Linked DNA regions of Mus musculus: region 1 is linked to region 2. A link is a loop called in an ENCODE intact Hi-C map of the cell type or tissue named here. Cell type or tissue: left cerebral cortex. All regions are shown on one strand. Each heading gives the region's core, and the rest is flanking DNA. Links, peaks and the distances in the headings are about the cores only.

Region 1 (11,663 bases), core at 1,413-9,412, 47 kb before region 2:
GAGTTGAAACAATTGCTACATAATAAATAGACTTCCTTGACACTACAGCTTAACCTTAGAGCATTTTTGGATGACTGCTCTTAGGGCAAGCAAAGCCAACAAGCAAGCTAGTCACAAGCTGGCACCGAATAAAGCAATGTCGGTTTTCTAGTTCTTTCCAAATTCCTCTACTGCCAAACACATAAACTCATGTGAGTTAAGGTTTGGGCACAATCAATTTCCCAGCCTCCATTCGTATACTTCAGTATGTCAACTTTGGCGTTTCTGGAAGTTGGCAGAGCAACTGCTGGGAGCTAAATTCCTATGTTATTAAGAAGCCATACAAACTGCAATGTGACCTTGTCAAAGGAATGACGGAGTGAACTTTGTTCTGTGATTTCCAAGGAGCAGCATCTACTGAGAAGGGCTCACAGACAGATGTTGTGTGCTGGCTCAGTCTGCGGAGTATTAAAGCAACTGCTTCGACTGTATATGGACCACTTTTTTTCAAGGAAATTTAAAATAGTATGGTAATCAATAAAACACAAATTCCCTTACAAGCATTTCTGGATATGTCTACTTCCTTATGGTATCATGTGACCTGCTTCTCTATGCTCTATGTGCCTTAAACTTAAAGTCAGGTCCAGAAGGCTCAAAGACATCTCATCATGCAAATGAACGGTGTCTAAACTGCCCATAAAATTACACATTTAGAAACATTCCCAATTGCGGAGTTTGGATAGGAGATGCATAACTGGTTGAGTTTGTAAATACTCCAAAGTTCACAGTTTGGATCTGTCCTTCTCAAGCTCCGCTTTCACGGAGGCGACCGATGGGCCAGAACATTAACACTGATGCTAAGTGTAACTGCTTGGTCCCCAGGCTCCAAAGCTCAACACTGGAAGGCCTGCCTTCTCCACAGCAATTAGCCAGTGTCGTGCTGAGTGGCGTCTTGGCGTGCTGTATGGATATCTTGTTGCTGAAACCCTTCCCCTGTGGTTTACCATTTTTGCCTTAAATATTTCACAGGAGGTAGCCGGACATTGATTTCCTACTTTTAGCATTCCTTCTATGTTCAACTGACAATCGTCCATAAAGAATAGCTTCCTTTGTCAATACTCCCTTAATTAGGAATCCATTTCCTATCAGCTTTCTCTATTTGTGTCTGTACAAAGGGGGAAAAAAGCTGCCCTAATTATGCTCATCCAGATAAGGCTAGACATGTTGGTCAATGGAGCAGCACTCACCTAACATCCAGCAGGTTATGTCCTACTGCTACCATAAGAGAAGGAAAGGGGGGGAAGGAAGAGGAAGGAAGTAGGAGTATGGGGTGAAGGGTAGGTTGCAGGAGAATCTTCAGGATGATAGAGGAAAAGGGAGAAGAGATGAGGGAAGCATTCTAGATCAAAATAGACATAAAATTCAAAGCCAAACACAGCTCATTATCCTTGATCAAACACTGGGTTTGGAAAGGAAGCAGCAAAAATTACAAAAGACATTTAGAAATACATAAGTTGACCACAGAGAAGAAGCCTGTAAAAAATATATATATATATATATAAATATATATATATATATATACATACACACACACACACACATATATATATATATTTATGTATGTATATATATACTGCTCATTTTCTGAAGTGATCACGTGATCACAAGGAAAAACATCATGATCACGTGGGCACATGACCTTGTTTGGAAGAAACACGTAGTGAAGCATGGTCTCTTACTTTCAAATAATTCAGTAAATAAACAGAACACCCAGAGGATGGGGACGCTCACCGTGATGGAATGGGGGGCGGGGGACTGGAGCAAACACTGAGCTACTGCCCACGTTTTCTGTGTGTTGTAAAATTTTCATAATGGCAAATGGGAAGGGAGACGAAAGCATCATGGGATATTAATATTTTCACAGGCTAGCTAAAGTACAAAGAGAATGATACTGGGGTGAGAGTACAAGGGTAGAAAGTGTCCTTGTGCCTAGAATGATAGGCAGCTACTGCTAAAATGTGCCAGCACCTGCCTTAGTCTGACAGTCAAAATCTGTATTTCTGTGCAAGGCAGATTTTTAGTGTTACCACTTTTTCCTTTCAATTTCAAGAATGCTAGTTATAAAATCCTTCTCAAACAAGCCCAAGTCATGCATCCACTAAAACAGTTGCTAATTGATATCTGCTTTGATTAAATAAAGGTCTAAGCAACAGGAGGGCCATATCCCTTGGCAAACTCATTAAATGCATGAGTCTACATCTTGTTTAAAAACAAAGAACTTGGAGATGAGAAAGGACTTAGTCATTTTACATAATGCATCGATTACCATTCTGCTGTATATTTATTCGTCTTGCTCATCAGTCTGTGCTGCCTACCCTCAGAGGTAGCAACCAAACCAAGCTCAATGATCCCAAAGTCTATCTCCGTCAACCTCGTGCAATTCTGCCTTCAACTACGTTGGGGTTCTTACCTGTCCCTTGTTAGATTGTGACAACGCAGGCAGTGCTTTTCTTGACTCAAAACTTTTCACATAACCAACTAGTACACCTTGCTCATTAGTCAAGAAACAATTCAGAAGACAACTTCTTTGGGCACTCTCCCCCACCTTGCCTGAGTAGGTCTCTTTGCTGGGAACTGCTGCTGCTCGCTTGGGAGCTGGGCTTTTCCCACTCCTCTTCTCAATTCATCTCAGTCTATGATCCCTGTCCATGATAGCTCCACTTAGTCATGTCACAAGCCCTTCCAAGGCAAAGGAGCCTGTAGAATTCATTTTTATATTCCCAGTGCCTGACACAGAACAGTGGGCTACTGTAGCTTAATTTCACACCCCAGCGTGAAGTGAAGGCAATGCTGGTAGACATTTGAGCGCAGGACTGTAACTCCTGCGGCTAAGTTTAGCCAGCACTGAGGCCTAAGCATCTGCTAGTCACAGTGAGGAAGAGCAGAGGGGGGTGGGAGGGGAGGCACTAAAATTAAGGCTCTGGCTAGCAAAACAAAGAACGGGAAGAGGGGAGGTGCCTATCTGGGGACCCAAAATGATTTTCCCTTTCCCCAGTAACCCCTCGTTCCCCTAGTACACGCCAAAGGTCAAATGTTAAACTAAGGTAGAGAGAAGGCTGCAGAATACTGGACTAACCTTGAGAAATGGAACTAGGAAAATTCTTTCCTTTCTTGAGAAAGGTCATTTCTATGGCAACCAAAAATATAAAGGGGGAAAGCATATTGCAGAGAAAATCTTTTTCTGCCCCCTCCACTCCACCCTTACCCTTCATTACAATGACACCATAAGGTAAGGGAGGGATGGCTTAAAAAATTCTTTTTTCTTTCTTTCTTTCTTTTTTTTTTAAATAGGCACAATTGTTAAGTTGCAGGTCACTCTACTCCAAATACAGAGAACAATTCAACAGCAGGTCACTGGTTTGTACTGAAGTCAGCTCCAAGTGTTCATAGCTTTAGAGTAAAACCACACATCTGTCAAGCTCCCTCCATGAGAAAGTAGGGGAATGGGAAAGCAGGAGAAATGAGGGGAAGGAAGGAAGGAAGGAATGTGTGAGGCAGGCTGAGGTGCCTGTTGCCTGCTGAACTCAGCTTCACAGAAACAACCACAAAACGCTCTGTGCAGCTTGTAACCCTGCCTGCCTTCTGAGTTCTACTGGAGCAAGGGATCTTCATGCCCACCTCTCACGTGGCTGCTAACCACCACATAGCAGTGCATAGGTAATGTAACAGGGAACCCTGTTTTACAAGAAATGCTAAAAATGCTACCAGCCCCTGAAATAGTCCAGGCTATGAGTGATGACTGAGTCTGAAGTCTGTAAAAACAATGCAGCACTCAAGTACCTACATCATTGAAGAAAATCCCTCAACAGATTCCTCCAATACAAATGGATGGGCCAAAGTCCACAGAGACTCAAATGAATCTCAAAGGACTCAGGATTGAGTGTTATAAAGTCAAAACAGTTCTAACAACATGCTTTAATAAACTCCAGCACCTTACTTACCTCAGGCAGAACTGCTATGCATGGCTCTCCCGCCCTCCCTAGGCAAAGTAATATTCCAGTCTATCTCATTTCTGACAGATCTATCTATGTAACAGTAACCACTGCTCCCTCCCAGCCCCCAGTGCTCAAAGTAATTGTTCACTCTTCCTATAGGCTGCCATCATTTACGAGTATGTTAAACTATACGGTCAAGGTTCATTTTATTAGGAAATAACAATGATAGTCTGCTATGCAAAGCACAAACCTCTATGGGGCACAGGGCTCCTACACCTCAACTCTGTGTCAAGAGGAGGGTGCAGAGTCCAGCATGGGAGTGCAGGAGGAGATATGTCTTGGTTATCCCTGCACCGTGGCTGTCACTGGTTGTCATGCCTCAGCACTAGGTAGGGCTTTGCTGCCTGTCAACTGCATAAGACTGCAGGGAGAGCTAATGCAGGCAACACAAATCTCGCAAGAATTGCCAGTTTTCTTGCAACTCCTAAACCCTCTTGAACCTGGTTGCTGTTCCTGAAACTCTCTTCAGAGGATTTAAATCACCTCTAGACAGCAAACTCCCATGAGTCTCCTCATATAAAGAAGAACGTGTGTCCTTCTAAAAGCCTGAATTTGTTGTATAAATCAACAAAAGCCTATCGTGTAACAGTGGTTTTAAAAGATACAGCATTAGCGTCCTGTGATTAGTAACAAAAGGGCAGCGATTCTTCTTACAAATGATGAAGGCAGTCTCTATATCCTGAGTTCTGGGGCTCACCCCTGGCTCTGCGGGCAACTCTCGGGTGTCACTCCACCACATCCTCAGAACGATCCTTTGATCGACAATTACTACACCCATTAGATAGACAAAGAAATTAAGTCATGAGAATGAGAAAAAAAAATAGAGCTCGGAATCCCGCTAGGTATTGAATCACTACAGAAAGAGAATGGAAAGAAAAAAGTAAGAGAGAGAGAAAGCAGAAAGCCTTAAACAGCATGAACAGAAAAGACGGACTAAAAGTTCTCTGGAAACATCACCAAAATGTCAAAATTTTGTCATGTGCATAAATGCTTATTTGTTTATTTCATGCTGGCTGTGTTTTAAGTTATACGTTATATCAACAATAATTCTTTTTCTACACTCGCAATCCTGATGACTGTTTGTGTGTTTGTCTGTGCTCGTCCTCACATCCATCTTCAACGTCTTTCCCTTTTCATGAACAGGCAGAGCCTCTGGGGAGGGGGTGCAGCACTAATGCTCTGTCACTCCTCCAGCTGAGAACAGCTGCATATACCTTGCGTGCAAGGAGGCCTCACCTGCTCACACAGGCTAAACAGCTGGGGAGGGAGAGGCTTCCTGCACACATCAACCCTAACTCGAGGCTGCCTCACAAAAGCTCCGCCTCTCTTCTCTCTGGCTCACTGTCTCACTGAGGGACAAGCTGTCTCACACACAGGGGATCAGGATTCAGAACTCACACAGTGTGGAACACCTGGAAAAGTCTCTACGTTTCTCAAGAAACCAAACCGTTTAAATGTCTGTTAAATACACTGCACTGAAATCTAACTTCTTTGGATTAAATCACAAACCTGTCACTTCATCACACTAGCAAGTCGACCCTGGGGAACCACTTTCAGAGCTGGGTGGCATTACTTGTCACAGCCACTAGGTGGAACCTCAACTTATTCCAGAATGCCAGAGGCTGTCAGTAAAGACAGAGAACTAAGCAGAAATGCAAGGTTATCTCGAACCAGGTGAGGAGGGAGGCTCAACCACTTCTCTGTCACGTCATTTTTTTCCCTTGTGGCAATGACGCCCCTCCAACAAGGAAAGGATAAGCAGAACCCGGAGAACAAAGTTAAAATCTAAGAGCATTGTCACCAAAAGGAGAGTGGCAAGTAAGGCCAGGGCAAGATCACTGGAGGAAGACTAACCCCAAAACACCAAAGGGAAGGAAGGACAGGAGAAACACTGGGCACAAACAGCCTGTGCGGATTATTGGTGGGAAATAATTAAAAACTCACAATAGCAAATAGTCCCAAAATACCACAGAGGTTGCTTGTAAGTTAAAGTCTCGCCTAACTGACCGTAATGCTGCTTAAAGAAAAAAAAGTTTAAAAGCTTAATCCATTGAAGAATTTATGACTGGAATAAAGCAGTGCCTTATAACAACAGGGTCCCATCCCTGAATGGGGAACTTTCAGAATATTATTATTTATTATTATTATTATTATTATTATTATTATATCTAAGCAAAACATCAGCACCTTGGGGAACGTATGATAGACTATCCAGGACTGTTAGAGAGATGCCAAATCTATACAAGGCATAGGCTTGCCGCTGATGCGCAGCACTAAAACTCTCCTGTAGATGATAAAGGGTTCTGGGTTCCACTGTCTATGCCAGGGGTATTTCAAAGTCCCGGGATTAAAAAGGAAGAAACAGATTCAAAATGACAGTTGTTCCCGTGCAGGGCAGTAACATTAAGACTACAGAGTAAACACTAAGTTCATTTAAAGCCATTTGCTTCCGCTCACAGGATTAATCTTTCTAGGTAAACTTTCATCTGCTGCTAATCTGTTAATGGCACAGACAACTTGTTCTGCAACTAAAAGGAAGCGCATGCAAAATTCAGTAACTTGGCCTGGTTTAGACTGGAGCTAGCCGGATGTCCTGGGAGGTCAGCTCAGCCTACCTAGTGCAGGTTGCAAGCTCGGCTGCCCTCGCCCCTGCCAGCGTCTTCTGACATCTGCTTTGTCACTTTCTCTTGGTGACAGTACCTACTTGCCTACCCCAAGCAAGCAGGATCAATTCTTCCTCCACCTCCATGGCTTCTTCTTCCCCCCTCACCCTCCTCCAGTCCTGCCCCCTCCCCCTAGTGCTACACCGGCTTCTCCCCCACCCCCACTCCCCACCCCCCACCCCCCCCCGCAGCCTCAGGCTTCCTCCCACTAACAGGATGGTGCACAGAGGCCAGACTTAATGTAGGTTCTTCTCATCCACAAACACAGCTTTGCGGAAACTCAAAGGCCGGCACTCGCTCCCACTCCAAAAGTGGCATACCTTTTGGAAGGATCTTTCTGAAGACACAGTGACAGTAACTTTCTGAAGGACTTGCCGTATTTTTTCATCATTTCTTTATCCTCTACACCAGTTTCTAAAGTGGGCGGGTCATTTTGCAAAGTCAGCATTAGCACCTGCAGCCAAAACAAAGGAGGAGCCGCCCTCTGTTGAATGACGGTGGAAGTTTCAGCGTTTCCACACAAAGCACTGCAGACGTGCTTCCCCCATGACTTTAATGGTCCTAAGGTCGCGTGCTGAAAGGGACACACTTTTCCTAGCATATCTGCCCACGCCCTCCTTATCCTTTGGGTTATTCTCAATGACAGAACTTATAAAATTTGTTCTGTGCGTTAAGAATGGTCTCTCAAAGCCACAGGAAAAAATCTTTCCTGGGAAGTCGCTGGCTCTCCCGGGACCTCAGGGAACACGTAGCTGCAGCACAGGCTGATTGGGAAAGAGTGGTGGTCAGGAGACAAAGGGACATTCAAGTGTGAAGGCCATTCATAAGCAAAGAACCTGATATACTCCCCCCCCACCCCCCATCCCCCACCCCCCCGCCCCCGCAACATATCAGCAGCAGCCCTAAAAATAAAGCCAGGGCTTCCCAGGAGGTAAAGGGAACACAACATGAGAAAACTGCTATAGGGGACTGGTTAAAAAAAATGAATAAGATACTGATGGTCGGGATCATAATCATAAGTTACAAAAAAAACTAAACAAAGTACAGTTTCAAGTCAAAAAGGAAATAATTCAACTTTCACACTAAGCGGAGCATTTATTTAAAAGCGAGTAGACTGTATAGCATGCTATTGACCTACAAAATGAATGAACCTCCTTAATGCATAAATCAGGCCTAATTTATGCAAATGCTCTATGTGTCAAGACTCCTTTGGAAGACTTTGAGGCGTGTGAATAGATGGATGTTAAAAGTGACTGTTGTCTGTGAAGACAACAGCCAGAAGGAGAATGTGGCTTCCTGTGAGCTCCTGAAAGAAGTTCCCGGTGAGCGACAAGCTGGGATTAACAAGTGCCTCTCCAGACTCATGTGGGAAAAACAGGGGAGACCGGGAGACAAAGAAACAGAGAACATAAATGATGGATAAAGGATGAGGTTCTCGAGTTCCTCTGGTATATGTTCCATTAAAAAAAAAAAATCTCTTCTATGTTTTACATGTCAACGTCAAATTTTCTGCTTAAAAAAGATCATCAAGAGGTGCACATACATGCATTGAGTATATCATTGACATTTTAACTATATTAAAATCTTAGACAGAAATAGGCATAAAACAGGGTGTGGGGCGTACACTCAGCAATACTATCTGCTCTGCCTGAGGAAGTCCTGGGAAAACCATTAAAAAAAATAGGGTTTATTTTTTGTTTTGTTTTGTTTTGTTTTGAAGTAGGAAAGTAACACCACTAAAACATTAACAGAGATCATTTGTTCTTTGCTCTTTCTATTGGCACTATGAAGTTTCCTACAATAAGAAAGTACATGGAGGTGCGGGTGGGGGTGGGGGGCGGGGGAGTTTGGAAAACAAACAGGGTTCAATCCCAAACCTCACATTCCCTAAGCACTGGCTCTATCCCTAGGCTCCACCCCCACTGCACATTTTATAAACACCGCTAGAGTTAGTGGATCTATTTATGAACAGATTTCTGTCCTTTTAAAATTTCTAAAGACGAAAAGTTGAAAAATAAAACCAGCATAGACCAGAGTTTTGATGAAACATCTTCATCATTTGCCCTGAACAACGGCAGCCTCAAGACAAAGTCTACTTGGGGGAAATTAGAAACGCTGCCGCTATCTCAGAGGTAGAGCAGATAGGAGAATAACAAAAACCTGAAAATAGTACCCAAAGTATATGGTGCCTCAAAACACCGTGACTCACTCCATCAGATGAGCCACAACACCACGCTCTGGGCGCGGGCTCAAAATGGAATAGACGATCTTTATTTTCGAAAGAAAAAAGGAAGCAGCCTGGGACCCATCTGCAAATGGAACAGCCCTCACTCTAATACACTCTTAGACCGTGCTGGGAGACCTAAGATCATCCTGCTCTTTCAGGAGTCGGTAAGGCAGAGGCAGGCAGCTAGCTGCTCGACACTGCACTGAGGCAGAGCGCCTGGCATGCACCAGTTCTGTCAACTCAGCACTAGAGAACGTGAGTCAGCCTTCAACTTGGCCGAATTCCCCCGAAAACCCTCACAAGTCTAAGCAAAAAATAAGCATGTTCAGGAGATCTGAAGAAGCTATGCCCCCCCATCCCCACCCTCCACCAACCCATCACAGTCCCAACCCTACGAGTCTCCCCAGCGTCATTACTTTCATTGGAGGGTATTTGTGGTAAGGCGCTGCTCCGGTTGCTAATTCAATGGCAGTTATTCCAAAACTCCACATATCAGCCTTGAAGTCATAGCCTCTCACCTAAAAAGGAAAAAGAAGATGAAGAAAACAAATCACTCACAATCATGTAGCAGGCCTGTTACACATCAGTACATCTACTACTGTGTCAGATAGCCAAAGCTGTTTATAAAATGTCAGTGTGGCTTGCTAAGGGCTAGCTAGCAATCAGGAATTTAAATCTACACTGTATGTATGACATGTTCTACGATAATAATTGATTGAAATGAAATATTAACACCTGCATGCAGTGCATCAGATCTGTGTTATGTTAGATTAATTAGACACATTCAATATAGCTATATTAGCCAGGCGTTGTGGCACACGCCTTTAATCCCAGCACTTGGGAGGCAGAGGCAGGCGGATTTCTGAGTTCGAGGCCAGCCTGGTCTACAAAGTGAGTTCCAGGACAGCCAGGGCTACACAGAGAAACCCTGTCTCGAAAAAAAAAAAAAAAAAAAAAAGCTATATTAGTGATATGTATTCCTGTACTATAACAACCAAGGTAATATTTTTTTTACCTGTTCCATGACTTCAGGGGCCATCCAACATGGGGTACCAACAAATGTTTTTCTGACTTTATTCCGTGTAACATCACCCCCTGTGGCTAAGAATGCGCTTACTCCAAAATCTGAAAACAACAACAACAACAAAAAATCCACCTTATTTTATGTTCCACGTGGCTCATCAATTCTGATATCAATTCCCATCTCTCCCTGCTGAGCCCTAGGTAGTGATGGATGGGCTGTAAACACACTCGTGGAGCGTCTCAGAAATATGCCAGGCTTGCCCTGCTGTCTGCCACCTGCCATTCTCTACCCTGCAGAGCATGCTATCAGAGGCCATGGGCCAGGCAAGCTCACCAAACCATAGGATGTTTTCTACTAAACAGGTACAAAAAGTCGCCGTTTCCTTTAATTGCACTGAAAACATAAACACATTTCAAAATCCCAGAATAGAAAATGTCTTGGGTTTTATCTAAACTCTTTTGAAGTAAGAGCAGTATGTAATAGAGTTATCTTTATATTTTATTGTGGTTTTTTAGCCCATTTAATTCTAAGTTACCAATGTCCAAATGTTAATTTTACAAAGAAAAAAAAAAGAATTCATCCCATACCATCATGTCCTAGACTAAATAGTATATATTAATACCTTGGCCAAAATCATACAAGCACGCCAACATATCAGGTGCCCAACGCTCACAACAAGCTTAAGTTTGTCCTTAAGCAAGTGGCTGCTCAAAGGAAGGGCTGAGTCAGCAAAGACTGGTTCCCTCCCCGCTCCCCCTTTGTTCCCTTAGTGTTTCCTGGATAATTTTCATTAAGTGTGGATGGAATGATATGTAGAATTAAATGTATCTCTTACTCTACTTCATTGATTAGGTACATGTGTGTGTGAGGACGTGTGTCTGTGTGTGTGCCTGCTTGTGTTGTGCACTTAAGTTTATCCAGTGTAGGAGTGTATGCACATGCTGTACTTGTGGAGGTCAGAGGTCACTTGTCAGAGTTGCTTCTCATCTTCCACAGTATCAAGGCTGCTTCTGCAGTGCTAGAGACTACAGCTCCCTGGCAAGCCGCAGACTTGCAAGCTTTCCTCACTGGGATCTTCCTATGGGGCTCTCAACCGTGACTTCCAGCGATCAGACTCATATCCTTCAGGCTTAGGAGACAATCACTTTTACCCAGGGAGCTGTCACACTGGCCAAAAACATCAAACTCTTCCCAAAACCCATTGCGTATTAGAAATTTGGTGTGTGAGATTACTTTGGTATACTAGATATGCATATAGACCAATCTGCAAAAGTAACTTCTATAGCTGACAGCAGTGAACAGCTGCTGCTTATTAATGCATGCATCCTCATTTACATTTTTGCATATTGAGTAAAAGCAAGTTATAAATTAAGGTGCCAACTACTCAGGACTAGAATACTTACTTCTTGCGTAACAGTCACATCAAGAATCCCCAGAGAGTGAAGTGGTAGATAGAAAGGTCAGAGTGTAGCAATACATGCCTTTAACCCCAACACTTGGAGGCACAGGCCAGCCAGGGCTACATAGTAAGACTCTGTCTGCCAAAAAAGGGTGCAAGCCAACACACATCGCAGGATACTCTGCAGTATGATCATGGCAACGCTGCTCTGACCGGATTCTCTTCTGCTGGTTCCCTTTGTTGACTGTCAGGACTTACAAAGAACTACCTCAAGTACAAACCCACACCAAGGGCATATGGGGGTTTGCTTTAGACC
Region 2 (11,663 bases), core at 1,947-9,946:
GAGGGAGCCCCAGGGTAAGTTCTCCCTACCCTGGGCAGCTGTGCTGGGTTAAGTAGGAAGCAGGCACAGCCTCTGGCTCTGGGACCTTTCCTTTCCCCTCCCCTCCCACGGCACTCAGCAGTCAGCACTTTATAGTGTCATTGTTTCCTTTGAAATGACTTTGTCCACATCTGTCATCCATCACAAACTGAAATCACAACATAATTTCATAATGTCATCCCTGAACGATTTTTTTTTCCTTTCTTTTTCTTTTCTTTTCTCTTCTGCTCCCCCTGCCTTGCTCTCTTAAAGAAATGGGAGCTTTGGCTGCTGAATTAAGGTTCCTCCTACAATGTATGGCCTAATGATTACAATTGCTAACAATAATGAATTGATAGTTCAGTAGCACAGGGGAGATGGACTTGAGTTGTCCATAGCTAAACCAAAGACAGACCTAAAACCCAGGGACCCAAGTCAGAGCTAAAGAGAAGAGACAAATGGTTAAAAACTAGGGCTCAAGAAAATGCTGGGCACAGTGTCACACATCTATAATCCCAGCACATGGGAGACTGAGGCAGGAGAAGGGATGTTTACAGCAAATAATGGCTGCATGATGGGATCCTTAAAAAAAAAAAAAAAAAAAAAAAAAAACAGCCAAATTAGCTCATGAGTCAAAAATGTTCAGTAGCCTCCGGATAAAGAAAACATCCTGGAAGAAAAGTTCAATTACAAGGTAAATAGAAATGAATGGTATGTTTATGGAATTTATTTTATTATCTGATGATGGTCTGAAAAGACAGATGCCTTAAAAAAAAAAAAAGATGCTTAATCCTCTGCTTATATAATGGATTTTAAGAAGATTCAATGGTGCCCTAGGGTAGTGTTTCTAACCGTTGAAGCTGACCCCAAACCAGGGAAGCAAACCCTTCCAAGAGGCTCAGAGCTCCCTCCAAAAGGAGCTCACCAGTCTGCACGAGAAGGGTCAACCTCACTTAGCAAGTCTGAAAATTCCCACTGCAGAGCAGGCGATCTGTTTAGCAGCCTGCTGAAGTAGCTCCCAACCAACACAGGGGACAGAAAGGTGTCCACTGCTCAAAAATCCCACTCCTCCTCATCCCAGATGAAGAGGCTGGCTTACTGCTAGACCAAGGAACAAGAGCCTTCAAGCATCTACAGCATTTGGGAAATGGGAAATTCACAGATCCCTGCTTCACAATGAAAAGATACATTCCAGAGGCGATAAGCTGCTTTAAATTTCCATTTATAACAGGACCTCCTCGGAATGCGGGCTGACACTGAAGTATGGGGGCCAACAAATCTTAGACTGGCCAGAGCACATGCTGAAAGAGGAGGACATAAAACACAATGGTCACTTCATCCTGACAGGCTACAGCCAGTCACAGGCACACTCCGCAACAGACAAGAAAAAAACGCAAAGCCATACAGAGAGAAAGCCCAAGTTTAGAGAACTTAAACGCCAGCCAGTCGACTTGAATGCGACTATTCACTGTGCACGCTCTCCTCGAGTTACTGTTAAACTACATCAAACAAGGTTTTGCACGAACAGCCAGCCTTGAAATTCAATATACAGCCCTGTGGCTTAACCTTCTAACAGATGAAGCACGCTATAGAAATGATATTTAAGTATCTATCAGATAAACAGATAAATGTGCTTTTGTATCCTCCACCAGCTTAACCTTGAAGAACTGGAGGCGAACTCATTTCAGCAGGGAAATTAAAATCAGCGATTACTCAGTGCCCGTGAGTTCGTCTGACATTTAGTTTTCCTCCCTTTATTCTTGGAGAAGCTGGCACCATGGTTAACACTTTTAAACAACTTGTCTCCTTACTCAGCAAAACCTGGAGTCAAGGCCATGATTACAGGAAAGGTACTGTGGCTCTGTGTGGACAACTGTCCGAAACGGCTATGTGAGGTCACATCAGGCTCTGCGTATAGATCCCTCCTATCATGGGACAAGGACCATGAACTCGGGGAAAGAACTGAGGGTAGGGAACAGAGCAGGGAGTATCAGTCTGGGGGTGAAAGATCCTTTGGGGGAGGCAGATGTTCCAGGAACTGGTAAATAGTTGATAATTGTGACTTCTATGACATAATGCTCTCACAAGATAAAGCCCCCAGTGGGCCATTGTTTCTTCTAAGAACAATGGTTTCCAGTTAACACATGGCACCCTCTATGAGAAGAGGCAGTGCCCCAACCTGGAGATAATACACACTCATGGAATTAAAGGATTACTAGGATACCGGATGCCCAAACACTGCCAAAATGTGAAACCACAGGAATAATGAAAGTGCAAGCAACAGCAGTGGCAGAGGTCGAAAGGGCACAGGCACTCTACTCCACACAAAGCTCCTATGTCCGTCATCTGGACCACAAAGGCCTGATGACCTCGGACAGGCTAATAACAGAAGTATATTCTGAAGTACCAGAGCCTTCCCTCCCACCATCTCTAAATACATCAACACACCGAAAGGCCCAAGGTTCAAAGTTAAGTAAAGGCCAAAGCAATTCATTTATTAATTTAACATTCTTTAAATTGAGAACAACATTGTTTTATTTTATTGAATAAATGAGTATGCATGTGTTCTCTAGAGCTTGGGTAGTACTGCAGCAAGATGAAAGGGTTCAGAAAAATTAACTACTGCCAATGGACAAACTCAGAGAGACTGATGGAGCCACGCACAGAGGAATGAAAAACACAGCCTTTAAACAGACAGCTTGCTAAGCTGTGATGGTACACGTGCTGGTCCCAGCAAAGGGACCCTGGAGTAAGGATGTATCTGCTGATCTCCGGTCTAGCCCTAACTGGACCATCATGCCTGTTTGCCAAGTGTGATAAAATAAATAAATAAATAAAAGCTACCATCGGCCCTGGGCGACTCAGAGCTTGACAGAGACCAGACCACAGCATGGGGGGCACAGCTTGAAAACTGCTTCCAAGACTGCCGGGGAGCAGGCATATCTCAAGCTGTACACACTGTATAAACACTTGGTGGCTGAGGATCCGGCAGAGGCCACAGCGAAACGCAAGCGGCACAGGCGAGCTCTTAACGGGAGATTTCAAACAAGGCATGAGTGTTAATGCACGGTTCTTGATTTAGAAAGCCATGCACCCTCATGCAGAGCCACAGAAAACGAAGACTCCCAACACGAACCTTCCGCTTCGGCGCTCTCTTAAAAACGACCCAAAGCTATTAGGCAATGCAACTACAGCTAAAAATCAAGTCAGTGGCTGAAGCAGGACCCAGCTCTCCCCACTGGTTAGTCAATGCCCTTTCCACCCAGAGAAGATGACCTTGGGGACTGGAGGAGGACAAAGACACAATTGTACTGGTGACTACACAGTCAGAAACAGGTAAGTCCTACACAGTACAACACCCATGCAAGCAATGCACGGCTGAAATTTTGAGAGAAAAAAAAAAAACCTCCATAAGTGAATGATTATTGTTTAACCAATAATGTTTAACATGTAATTGCAGGAGCCCTTGCTCTAATCTGAGCTTTGACTGGCAATCCACTGCTTCAGTCCCATTGAGATCTATGCATTGTGTAACCTGATTTAAAATGGAAGGCCAAACAGATCTGGAAAAGTACAGCTTTATCCTTGAACTTAATTTATACTATAGTGTACTGTAATTAAGCCTGAAATAAAAGCTATATTCTGAGGACAGACAAAAAGCTCTTGTTGATGGCATTCCATTCCCAACGTAGAATAAAACAAAAGGCCTCTTCATGTGTAGCCAACTGTCATCATACGTTGTCGCTTGTACGGTACTACTGGACTAATATTTGTGCTGGGATTATGGTCGGGATAACAAGTGAGCTAACTTCTCCACTGCAGTTTTCTTTTGTCCTGAAATAAATGGCCAAAAGGTAAAAAAAAAAAAAAAAAAAAAAAAAAAAAAAGGAAGAAAAAAAAAAAACCTGGCAGGCAGAACGACAACTATATTTATGAGATTAAACTCCAAAACCCTTCACAGTTTGCTGGGTAACTAATAACCATTTGCTAAGCTGTTCATTTAATAATGAGTCAGTTAAGCCAAAAGCAAATGTTCCCTCAACCCGCCAATGCTTCTATAGTCAGATCTACTATAGAGCAAACAAGCTCCAACTATTTCTGTAAGTGCTTCATTTCAGAGAGGAAATAGAAGGTAAGCATTTGAGAGTATCAAACGTGTCAACAACTGAAATGGAGTCTACCATACATTACAAAAGAAAACTCAATTCATATGTGGTTTTGTAACTTATAAAAGCACAAATGAGCAAAAGGTACATTTGGAAGAATTCACAGCTATGTCATGAACTCTTAGAGAAGGGCCAGAAGAAACCAGACATCAGACTCTGGAGTTAGAAACCACATGACCTCAGGGCGGAGCATACAATGTGCATGGAGTGTCACACTGAGACCACTGGAACTGCGCAGACCCAACACTGCAATCAACACTATTAATCATAGATCATACCCAGGGGAGAAGAAAGGGGTGCGGCTCATACCCACCCATCCCCATCCCACAAGCCCCAGGTCAGGGAGAGCAAGCGCTAGGAGTCTCCTCCCCTTATACTCACCAGGAGTTCATCCATACTCGTCTGGCATTTTTCCAAGTTGATCCGCTTTATGGCTACGCGTTCTTGCCTGGGTTTGCATAGGGCTGCCTGAACCACCGCAGTTGCTCCGCTGCCTGAAACAAAATAAAGAGGAAATCGGCTCTCATACACCGCACTGATATACTGCTGCCTATGCATCTCTTTCTTAAGTGCCTGTAATTTAAGTCTTTCACTGGAGGTGTTCAAAATGTTACCAGTGGCATCTTCAAAGAGTCCCTGAAGTCCTACAATAAGTATCCAGAGGAGAAATGGGGGGATTTGGGTGTTTCCAGGTGTTTCTCTTAGGACATGGGGACCAGCAGGATGAGTACAACTCTGCTTGAAATGGTGATAGCCCTTGGGTCCAGACTCACTTCAACTACACTTATATCCCAGACTCTTCCTCTACTTCAATGCAACCCAAGCCAGCCAGTCCTGCCTGGGCTACTTCAGGACTTCCATCGGGTCCTGAGTCTTAGCATCCTGAACACTCCTGGTGGGGGTGGGGGTGGGGGTGGGGGTCAGCTCTTGCTCTACAACTAGGAAAAACAAAACAAAACAAAACAAAAAGAAAAAAAAACAAACAGAAATCCGCCCTAGGATGCTCTTGTTTAAAACACAGCTCTTAAGGATGCCAAGCGAAATAATGCCAATCTGCTAACAAAAGCTCTTGGCATTCCTGGGAATTTCATATTTTTTAAGGTCTCTTGATCATCATTAGCTAATGCACTTAAAATTCCTAAAAGGCGGAGCCATGCTGTTATCCAAATTTTATAAGAACGGAACGTAGAGGGGTAATGATTTGTAGCACACCACTGAGAGCTTCTAATCAGATTTATATCCCACCAAGCCAAAAGATCCCTCAAGCAAGGCATCTTAACTCTGCAGATAATACCAAAAATGGCACTCCAATCACATAAATTATTTCCCAACCCCACATATCCAATAAAAGAAACACAGCCTAAACGTAGGACTACACAAAAGGGTACATATGTGACTCTCTAACCTTCATCTGGGAGAGCTGATTTAGGAACAATGTGCCCTCCACAGCCCCGTCAGCTGGGACCTAGGAACCTGAAAGATCAGCCTAGTACCCTCCATGTTCTCTGCCTTCAAGGCTCCCACACATAGGAGCCCAACCTGTGTCAACCCCATGTGCTGAGCACCCACAGCACAGTAGCACTTTAGCCATAAAACGAAAAGCGTGTGCATCTTTATTATCAGCCTCATTTTATATGTGAGAAAACGGGGAACCTGGCAAAGCTGCCCCAGGTCACATAGCTAATATGTAAGTATGGGCTGGGATCTGAGTCAGTGTGCCAGACGCCCACGTCTGTGTTCTTTGTCTACTTCCCACAAGCCGGAGCACAGCCTGCCCTTCCTTGCTTGTGTCGGCCTTGCCAGGAAAATATTTCTTCAATACTAAATAGCTCAACCAAAGAGAACCACCCTGCAGGAAAGGTGCAAGTGAGCCTCCCTTTCAGGAGCAGGGATAGAACCGTTGTGTGACAGGGCTTTTCCCAGAATAAGAGACTGTCAGTGAAGGGAGCCTTGGAGAAAGCGCAAAGTAGCTGGTTAGCAGTGAGCCTGAAACCCAGCAGAGACATCCACAGTTTAACTAGCTGCTGGCATGGGCCCGATCACTCTGACGTCAATTTCCATTTTCCTCTCTCCCACCCTTAATACAGTCTCCAGTATTTTCAAATCAGAGCAATTGAAGAAGGAAAAGCAGGCCAGCTCCCATCAAGGCCTGAACAGGTGAATATAACATCAGGTTCCCTCCCAACAGCCCTTGGCTTACAACTTCAGGCTGAGATTCCCACTAATACATTCACGAATGCGGTCACAAATAAGGATTCTCCAATGAGGAAGAAGTGGGAAGTCTCCTGCTTTATAGTGAGCATCTTACTGGTTAGAAAGACAGCCAGCTAAAGAATAATGACTTTTATCTCAGACAGGAAATATGAAGCTCTATGGCAGAAGCCCACTGCCATAAGGAATAGTCCTCCCTCCATAATAGAAGAACGTAGGCCTAAGACCCCAGAGCAAGGCATGCCGGTTAGTGTGTGTGTATGAGAGAGAGAGAGAGAGAGAGAGAGAGAGAGAGAGAGAGAGAGAGAGAGAGAGAGAGAGAGAGAGAGAATGTGTTTGTTTGTTTGTTTGTTTGGTTGGTTGGTTGGTTGGTTGGTTGGCTTGTTCCAGATTGCCAGCCAGGATACACTAGTGGGTCGTGGATTCAGTTTTTCGGTGGGTGGAGGCCTTCCTTCTGAAGCTTCTCTTCAGAATATAACTTGCCAGAGAGAGCTGAGAACAGCTTTGTGCGGCTTTGGTTTGAAGCATGTTCTACTGTGAGTCGTGATCTAAACTTGGAAGCTGCTGTAAGAGACTGAAGAGTCCCAGGGCTAAAGGAAGCCTATGCTTTGACGGGGAGGCAGAAGTGACCTGACAATTTTTCCAAGGGCCATTTAGAATGAATGAGAAGACAGTTTTGCTTTAAGGAGCTTTATGTACTTTGCTGAACAGATTAAAGGGAAGCCTGAAAAGGTAGGCTTGGAGATCCAGTAAATAAGCAAGCGTTAGAATGTGTAGTGGAAGCAAGTGAAGGGTTAAACAGAGCCTTTCCTTAATGCTGAACTATGACTCACTAACATTTGACGGTGTGTTTCTAAGAACTAGCATCCTGGGGATTAGAGAGCCTTGAACATTTTTCATTTTATTCCAGACACCCATCCATCATGAGTTAAAATGTTCTCTAGGATGGTGGCCCATGTGCCAGACTAAGAAAGTTATGTATTCCCATCTTGTCAGGATGTTTTAAGTCAATGTAGATTTTTTTTCTGGTAACTTTCTGGTAATTCCAGGCAAAGAACCACTTCTAAGTTTTAGATAGAAATTATGGTGATTGCAGCCAGAGGCAGGGTTTCCTTGAATTCATTACCAAGGTACAGGTCTGTCTTTGTGGGCATGTGTTCTCATTTCCTCATTCCTACTGTTGCTTGAACTGAAGCAATCACCAGAAAACTCCATAGCTGCATTCACACGTCAAGTTACCCAAAGGAATACATCCTGGATATGTAATTCTAGTGTCATAACTTTGGATTTCGACAAGTATTTAAGAAACTAACACAGAATCCAGTGCTTCTTCTGTTAAAAGAAGAAAGGAAATCAGAGACTGGGATGCAAATTTCACCTTCAACACTAGCAACCGTTTTAGTGTGGGTCTCCTGTGACTCCTCAGTCAGCCATCAGCACCTTGTTCCTTCGTACTTACCTCAGAGGTATCCATTACATGAACCAACATTCACAGAGCCTAATACCGTAACAACCCCCTAAAACACCACTCCCTGGCAACCTCATTTCAAGGAATAGGCTTAACAGCCACAGGAAAACACTGATATTAATTCTTCACTTACATGAATTCATCGGCAAAACTGAACAGTAACTAAAGTTCTGTTGAGTGGCAAGCAATTCACTAGGTGATAGAAGTCCAAAGGTGGCTGCTCCTGATACAAGCTGGATAAATCTTTCATTTTGATCATTTCCTATGCAGAATAAAAGACGAGATCGGTAGCTACAGAAGCCTGAACTTTTACTACAGATTAAAACACATATGGTAAGGTCCCAAAGCACGATAAATTTAGAGAAAGGGCCTCTTAGGAGCATAGAAATCAGAGGTGCATCAGGGATGACAATTAGCATCACTGGAATTGCCGAGGAAGAATTCACTCTCCTCTCTCCTTACTCAGAGAAAAGGTCTGCAAACGAGGGAGACAGAATCCCAGAAATCCCGGTGGACAGTACCTGGAACTGTGCTGTCTAGCCTCCTGAACTATGGAAGTAAATTTTAGTTTGTGCTTGTTACAGCAGCCCCAGAACACTGACACAAAGCCATTCAATGTCTATTCTAAGCCACTCTGCCACTGACACCTATGGTGAACGCCATGCTAATTACAAGTTCTGACCTAGTTAAGTCTATAACCAGAGGCAAGAATCACCTGAAGTGCCTTTGGTAAATCACTACAGTTTCCATATCATAGCTTAGCAAGATCTTTTAAAATGAGGTTAGACGAATGTCTTAGTCACTGTTCTATTACTGTGAAGGGAGGAACACATGACCAAGGCAATGCTTAAAAAGAAAGCATTTAATTGGGGGATTGCTTATGATTAAGAAACTGAGAACCATGACAGCGAGCATTAGCTGAGAGCTTTACATCCTGATCTGCAAGCAGCAAGCAGAGGTGAATTGGGGGTGGGGGTGGGGGGTTAGGGGGCAGGCAGACAGACAGAGATAGACAGAGAGACAGAGACAGATAGCGGCATTCAGGCTGGCCTATGCTTTTGAAACCTTAATGCTCTCCACAGTGACACACCTCCTCCAACACGCCATACCTACTCCAACAAGGCCACACCTCCTAATCCTTCCCAAACAGTTCCACTAACTGGAGACCAAACATGCAAACATATGAGCCTCTGAGACCATTCTCATTCAGACCACCCCAAATAAGAGTCTACTCATTAAAGGTATGGATTTCCTCCGTGACTTTGGACCTAATATCTAAACTCCAGCTTCCTTAATAAACTAATAAAATCTACTTGTATGTCTCAACAGCAATAATATGTTTCACATCCCTAAAGAAATAAAAACCCAGCCAATGGAGTAAATATACGGTACTCCTGATGGGCCTCACTGCTCCCAGCGAACCACGAAGGCAGCCAACTTGGCCTACAGGCTGTACGTGTATGCAACCTAAAGGACTCAGGCCAAAGTGCTTCTGCTTAGCATAGGTTTCATTCTGTTTAGCATCATGAAGGCCCTGTAGGTTTGATGGGAAGGAAAAAGCATTGAAGCTGGAAGCAAAATGCTCAGCACTTCTCAAGGTCTGATGCAACATGATAAACAGTAGAACCTAAGATGGAAAAGACCACTCCGACAATCAAGCAGCAGTGAGAATTAATATTCCATAGCTAAACTTGATGTGATCAACGTTAGTATGTATCCTAAGACACACCTTTACACCCTATTTGACCATTAATTACATAGATTCACAGCCCAGTGCTACAATGTATTAGCTATTTATTCTTGAATGGATAATTGAATTTTTGTGTGCCTCAGTTTCTTACAGGGTAGATGGCAATAATAATACCCAGTTTAAAGGGTGGTTGACAGAATCTAGTAAATTAATACATGGAAACCCTTGGAATGGTATCCAGTATACAATAAGACCTAATTAAAAATTCTAGCTAGCATTTGAGATCAGATGGTATTGTCAACTTGTCATTTTAATACTGTATAATATTCCGTGGCATTGGTGAGCCATAATTTATCAGCCCTTGTGCTAAGAGTATTCTCTTATTCCAATAACCAGTATATTTCCTTCTAATAAGCAGCAACATCTAGTGTGTCTCCTCTTTCCTCTCTTCCTTTCTCCCTCCCTCCCCTATCTCTCTCCATAACAAAGTTTATTTACATTTATTTAAGTTAAAGTCAAGATGTAGTTGATTACCCAAGTAACATGTCCCCTAAATTGCAAGACAGGGGCTGGGCATTGCATTAACCTCTGGCTCTCATGACAGCCACTGGGAAGAAGTCTATCATCGAATCCTACTTACATAAGGAACACCAAGTCAAAACCTTGATAAGGGCTAGGACCTTTCCTAGCACATAGAAAGACTCTTTATGTTCCACAGCCATATACTCACTCTGCCAGTGAGTACAGTCCGGAGCCATCTCAGGTTTTCGTTATAGAAGTGTTGGCATGTGGAGTATACAGTACACAAAACAAATGGCTTTGGCTCAAGTGCTTTCTTCCAGCCCTCTCTCCCCAGTTCACTCTGCTCTATTTATATCCAACCTCACAGTCCACAAAGCCAACCAGTCACATGAGCACCAGAAACCGACCAGGGGAGACTCTGGTGAATGGATACACGTGAGCTTCACAGAGGTACAGCGATTTAACCTGGAAAGACTGCCTAGGCTTGCAGAAAAGCTATAAAGCCAGATTTGTGTAAGCTCTCCCGAACTTTTAAGGCTGGTGATTAGTGTGATGTTGTTGTTTTTAATATAAAATCACTCAGCCAAGAAGCCGCTTTCCAAGGGCCACATTTCTCCTAAACATAAAAACTAACAATTGGTTTCTGAGTTGTACCCATTCTTACCTGATCGTCCAAAATTTAAAATATCTGTTAGGCCAGGCGTATAAAGCTGTCATCTTACTGGCTGAAAAATGATCTCAGAAATGATTTGGTGGTGCCAGGGAAATTAAGTATTCACATGTAAGAGAGTCAAATGAGATCCTTATCTCTCGCCCTATACCAGTACCAACTTCAGATGGAGCAGGGACCTTAATGTAAGACCTGAAATGCTCAAACTCTTAGAGAAAGAGGGAGAGAAAACACCTCGAGGTGCAACCCTAGGCCAGGCTTTACGAAAAGATCTCTACTTGCTCAGGAAACAACAGCAACAAGCTAGGCTTTCATGAAATTAAAACACTTCTGCACAGCAGAAGGAGACAGTCCGGTGAAGGAACAGTTGGGTGAGAAGCCATGCTAAACACAGGTGTGACTGAGGACAAATAGCTAGAATGCATAGAGTACTCCAGAACCGAAATAACCCAAACCCAGAAAACCAACCAACATCCAGGCTAATGCTGAAACACAGGGTGGGGAGGAGGTTTGGTGGGTAAAGTGTTTGCTGCACAAGAATGCAGCGCTGAGTTTGGACCCCCAGCACTAATGTAAGAAAGCCAAGTGTGTGTGCCTGTAAAGCCAGCCCAAGGAAGGAGGACACAAGAAGATCCCTTGTTCTGGCTGGCTAGCAAATCTATCCAAATCAATAAACTCTGCATTTGTGAGACACTGTCTCAAACACAAAGATACAGAAATTGTAAAAGGCACCTGATATTCTCCGGCCTTAACTTCACGCACACACAAACACAGACAAACTGGCCAGTCAACATGTGGGAAAAAAAAAAGTGCAACCAGTACTAGGTACTGGAGAAATGCAAATGACTACTATACTGAGAGAGCATCTCCCCCTGGTCTGAATGGCACTCAACAGAGAAAGCAAATAACATCAAGTGA

The links. A loop is a pair of places that touch in the nucleus more often than their neighbours do. Peaks named below come from ENCODE experiments on the same cell type or tissue, not always from the same donor. Only the 100,000 strongest peaks of a DNase experiment are listed, where the experiment ranks them.
Region 1: it touches region 2 in a loop (2.0-fold over the local background); 5 of 42 quality-filtered maps call a loop at or near these places.

Annotation. Positions count from the first base shown.
Region 1 is chr2:68,359,057-68,370,719 of GRCm38, forward strand. It overlaps Stk39 (serine/threonine kinase 39), which reads right to left. Exons shown (of 18, transcript NM_016866.2): 6 at 9,940-10,049; 7 at 9,341-9,442; 8 at 7,018-7,151. Among named protein-coding and RNA genes, the nearest start is that of Stk39, 110 kb to the right of the region's middle. In left cerebral cortex, for the core only: a CTCF peak has its summit at 5,610 (motif pointing right); DNase peaks (open chromatin) are centred at 2,826, 3,711, 5,617 and 9,093; H3K4me3 peaks cover 448 bases; H3K27ac peaks cover 1,155 bases.
Region 2 is chr2:68,405,464-68,417,126 of GRCm38, forward strand. It overlaps Stk39 (serine/threonine kinase 39), which reads right to left. Exons shown (of 18, transcript NM_016866.2): 2 at 4,566-4,678. Among named protein-coding and RNA genes, the nearest start is that of Stk39, 61 kb to the right of the region's middle. In left cerebral cortex, for the core only: no CTCF peak of the experiment used is centred there; DNase peaks (open chromatin) are centred at 6,017 and 6,910; H3K27ac peaks cover 3,343 bases.